Linked DNA regions of Mus musculus: region 1 is linked to region 2. The links are chromatin loops, found by intact Hi-C in ENCODE. Cell type or tissue: heart. All regions are shown on one strand.

Region 1 (2,500 bases), 310 kb before region 2:
CTCCAATTGTTTTTTAATAGATCAATAAAGATGCCAGCGGCCAATGGCTGGGTAAAGGGAAATGGAGTGGGACCCTCAGATTTGTGTGGGCTAGGGTGAGGGCGAGGGAGAAAGAGGAGAATCGCCAGGATTCAGAGGGAGATGGATCAGACTTAGAGCTGCAGAAGGAAAATCATCTGGAATGTAGGTGAGAAGGAATGCGGCCCACAGAAGGGCTGCCCAGAAGCACCCTGGGCAGCAAATACTAGGGGGCCACCCAGAAAGAAAAGGGCAGCAAAAATAGATCATAGATTTAAAGGACATTGACTCAGGAGTACTGGAGGGAAATCTATGATAATCAGGCAGAGGACTAGAACTGCCTAGCCTTTGAGCTAGCAAAGTTAACTAGTGTGTGTGTGTGTATGTGTGTGTGTGTGTGTGTGTGTGTATCTTTCATTCTTGGATCAAAGAGTTCCTGGAAGCATGCGACCCACCGGGGGGCACAGAGCAGTGTAGGTAAAAACTCCACACTATCCATTCATTATGTACATTCAAGCTAACTGGTAGCTTAAAATATGTGGCCCCTAGGATTCTATACCACACAAAAATAGTGTGTCTACTAATCTTTTGACCTGTGTAGTTTGTTAAATCATATGTGGAATGTTTTACAAATCTGTAAAAACAAAACAAAACAAACAAACAAAAAAATCCCCTGTACTAGCTGATTTCATCTTAATAAATAAAACATAAGCACTTTTAAGAATATTCCAATCTGGGCTGGTGAGATGGCTCAGTGGGTAAGAGCACCCGACTGCTCTTCCGAAGGTTCAGAGTTCAAATCCCAGCAACCACATGGTAGCTCACAACCATCTGTAACAAAATCTGACTCCCTCTTCTGGATTGTCTGAAGACAGCTACAGTGTACTTACATATAATAAATAAATGAATCTTTAAAAAAAAAAGAATATTCCAATCTTTGACTGAGCAATTCCATTGTGAGGCGTTTATCCTTGAGAAATCATCAGAAATGATAAACAGAGACGCTTTACAAGCTGGGCTAACGCAGCTACAGCAAGTCACTATTATAGATGATGTAGCTATTTAAAGCAAAAACTATGTGCAGTCTAAAAGAACAGGGCAGGGATCTACCACCTCTGCCTGTGCTGTCCGGACAGCTGCAGTCTGCAGGGGTTTGCAGCAGCCATTCAGCTGCTGAACTCAACGCTTTCCCAGCAGGAGGCAATCCCACCAGCCTTTAAATACAGCTTATTAACACCAGAGGGCAGTCTCACCCAAGGAATGGGCCAAATGGACTAAAAAACATCACATGATAACTTGCAATTGTGGCAAACAGGGCATGCCTTCACAACAGCTTAAGAGCCCGCTGTAAAGACTAAGTGTCATTGTTTATGGAAAAGCTACATAATAGCTAACTCAAGAAGACCTAAGAAAGCTGGGCACAGGGGCCCACTCCTTTAATCCCAGCACTTAGGAGGCAGAGGCAGTGGATCTCTATGAGGCCAGCCTGGTCTACAAATTGAATTCTAGGATATCCAGAGCTACAGAGTAAGGAAAAAAAGAAGGAGGAGGAGGAAGAAGAAGAGTAGGAAGAGAGGAAGGAGGAGGAAGAGGAGGAAAGGGGGAAGCTGAGAAAGCAGCGTAGACATCCAAACATTCTGTAAACTCTGGCGCTCTCTCCTACTTCCTGGTTCTCTCTAGCTAAGGCCTTCTCACTGGTTTCTATGACTTCCTACCAATCGACCTCAGACCTCTGTTACACACTCCTCCCAGTGCCCAAGATCTCTTCCAGGGGCAGTCCTAGCCTCTATTCCCAATCCCAGCCAACCTCCCTCAGGGAACTGCCTAGACTCCTAAAAGCTGTCTTCATTGTGTCCTCTCCCTGACGTCCCACTGAGACAGTCTCACACTCTGGTCACGTGTTCCATGACAGGGCACTCACAGAACATCCTATCGCGTGGGAGGCGCTCAAAGCTTTCAAGTATAAGTGTGTCATGCGAAGCCTTTGCTGCTGGTAAGAGACAAGACAAATTCAAGACAGACTCTGGTTTGGAAAGTAAGATTCTAGGTAAGTAGGTTCCCAGGACAGCAATGGAGAGATGACACGGAAGAGAAAGACGGCGTACACATCCTGCCCAGGGTAAGAGAACAAACAGATTCCGTACCTCACAGCCACAGAAATCTTGCAGGAAATAGGCGAAACACTGGACCACGTTCATGTGATTCTGGCCATCTTTATTGGAGTAGCAGAGGAAGACCTTGGGCTGAGGCCGGAGCCTGTCTCTGGGGAGAGCCGCAGCGTATGTGGACGACTCCGGGCTTTCTTCATCTAAATGTGAATATATATTTTCTAAATTGGGAAAGAACATAAGGTTGACACCTATAAACAAAGCTTTGTCTTTTCCGTATGACCCAGGGCTCAGTGTCTCACGGCTGAAATCCTAGCACTTGGGACAGGGGACACAGAAAGGTCAGAAGGTCACGGTCATCAGCAACTACTTGG
Region 2 (2,500 bases):
ATTAAAGATTTTCTAGAATTTAACAAAAATGAAGGCACAGCATACCCAAACTTATGGGACACAATGAAAGCAGTGTTAAGAAGAAAACTCACAGCTCTGAGTGCCTTCATAGAGAAATTGGAGAGATCCTATTCTAGTAACTTAACAGCACACCTGAAAGCTCTAGAACAGAAAGAAGCAAACACACCCAAAGAGGAGTAGAAGGCAGGAAATAACCAAACTCAGGGTTGAAATCAATCAATTAGAAACAAAGAGAACAATACAAAGAATCAACAAAACTTGGTTCTATAAGAAAATCAACAAGATAGATAAACCCTTAGCCAAAGTAAGGGTACAGAGACAGAATCCAAATTAACAAAATCAGAAATGAAAAGGGAGACATAACAACAGGAACTGAGGAAACTCAAAAAGATCATCAGATCTTAATACAAAAGCCAACCATTGAAGTGAGATCGGGGACCCCTATGGAAGAGTTTGGGTAAGGATTGAAGGAGGTGAAGAAGATGGCAACCCCATATGCAGACCAACAGTATAAAGTAACTTGGACCTTTGGAAGCTTCCAGAGACTAAGCCACCAACCAAAGAGCATACATTGACTGGTCCATGGCCCCTGGCACATAAGTAGTAGAGGACTGCCTTGTCTGGCCTCAGTGGGAGAGGATGCAGCTAATCCTGTTAGAGACTTGATGCCCTAGGGAAGGGGGATGTCGGGTGTGTGTGTGTGTGTGTGTGTGTGTGTGTGTGTGTGTGAAGTGTGTGAGAGGGGAGCACCCTCTCAGAGGCAAATGGGAGGTAGGATGAGGGAAAAATTCTGGGGTTGGGGACAACAATATTTGGAATGTAAATAAATAAAATAAGGATTTTTAAAGGTCTAGAAACTATGGTTTAATACAAATATTCTAGGTAAGTTTAAGCTTTTAAGTTATTTGTAATTTAAGCAATATAAAAGCAAAGGAGTCTGCGTTTGTAAGGAAGATGCTTGTGATCCCGAATTTGGGAGGTGGAGGCAGGAGGATCAGAAGTTTAAGGTCCTCTTCAATTAAATAGTGAGTTCGAGGCCAAAACAAATAAACAAACAAATAGTAAATAAATAAATAAATAAAATAATAAAACAAAGATAAAGAAAAACCGACTTTATTCATTCCTGCATTGTGACTGTAAATTTAATTGAGTTTTACAGAATCTTCAGAAATTGGAGTCAGTCAGAGAATTACTGTGCTGTTACCTTGCATTTCTTCCTCCGAAATACTAAAGAAGGTGGTACTAGCCAGTCAAAGAGCTCTTTCAGCAGATTTTGATGTTCTAGTTCACTTAGAGGCTCTTTCAATGAGTTCAACCATGAAGCCACTAGTGGCTCCCATCCTAACTGTGACGGTTCCAAATAAATCATGCCGCAGCGACTCACAGTGGCTGGCTGGAGAAAAAGCAGAGATTTCCTTTTTCCATTTCCAAAAGAGATTGCTTTTCCAGGAGTGGTCCCTGACCTATAAGTCCTTTCAGGATGTATGTAGGTCACACCCATTTTTATACTCTAAAAAAACACTACATGTGCCCAATACAGAAAACTATTTTCAGTCAGGTCCTTAGCCATCTTCTACCTATTCATGTTTAGACATCGTCTAATCATGATTTGAAATGCCCAAACCTAACTAATTTCCTTGAAGAAGTCTTGAATCTTCTGCAAAATGAGGTCAAACACAAACATCATCTAAGGTCTTTCTCCTCCCGTTGCTCCCATGGATGCCCAGTCCCCTCTGTGCTCTCAGGACGCTTACATGTAACTGTGCACCATCTGCTTATCCGTTTTAAACATACACTGAGTCTTACCATCTGTCTATCCCCAGTGTTAAGCCCATCTTCGAACACAAAATATTTTGATTCAATAAATGAATAAACTATAAACCGAGTATTATATATTAAGAACTTACCGAAGCCTGTGAAAGGTCCATTGTTTCAAAGATGAGGCTCATTTGAGGGGACATTTGAATGATTTCTCCACTCATAAGGCAAAGCTAAAGGCAAATATTTTTCAAATATTTTAAAATTCAGATAGAATTGTTCTGTTTATAGATAAAAGATGTGCTGGGATATAAAAGCATGAATATGGATGGAAGCCAGAAAAAAAAATCCTAGTCTAGCCCTGTGTTTATGATGCCTCCTTAGTTTCGTTAATCTAAAATATTTCCTCTTCTATCAAATATGTTCAAAACTTGGATTTATCAATCACATGCTTTCTCTCAAATTCTCATCTTTTCTATTATTAAAACTACCTTATCTCAAGCTTCTTGGCTTAGAGATAATTAAATTTAATAATATCAGTGACTATTATTATTAACTATTCACACATCAAATTAATTTTGTTACATAGTCTCAACCACCTCCACTTCTCTCTCTTTTGTTTCCTCTCTGCTTCTACAATCTTCATTCTAGACTTGGGACTCTCTCTAGTCATATGCCAACAAAGAAGTGTCTAACATTTCTGGATTCATCTTGTTAGGTA

Evidence for each region. A loop is a pair of places that touch in the nucleus more often than their neighbours do. Peaks named below come from ENCODE experiments on the same cell type or tissue, not always from the same donor. Only the 100,000 strongest peaks of a DNase experiment are listed, where the experiment ranks them.
Region 1: a loop joins it to region 2, with 3 times the contacts of the local background. A loop is called at or near these places in 7 of 42 quality-filtered maps.

What each region holds. Positions count from the first base shown.
Region 1 is chr14:27,095,750-27,098,249 of GRCm38, reverse strand. Il17rd (interleukin 17 receptor D) reads right to left here. Exons shown (of 13, transcript NM_134437.3): 11 at 2,163-2,347. Among named protein-coding and RNA genes, the nearest start is that of Il17rd, 58 kb to the right of the region's middle. In heart, a CTCF peak has its summit at 1,254 (motif pointing right); a DNase peak (open chromatin) is centred at 1,269; H3K27ac peaks cover 541 bases.
Region 2 is chr14:26,784,772-26,787,271 of GRCm38, reverse strand. It overlaps Dnah12 (dynein, axonemal, heavy chain 12), which reads right to left. Exons shown (of 75, transcript NM_001370884.1): 34 at 1,929-2,012; 35 at 1,226-1,414. Among named protein-coding and RNA genes, the nearest start is that of Dnah12, 94 kb to the right of the region's middle. In heart, a CTCF peak has its summit at 1,414; no DNase peak of the experiment used is centred here.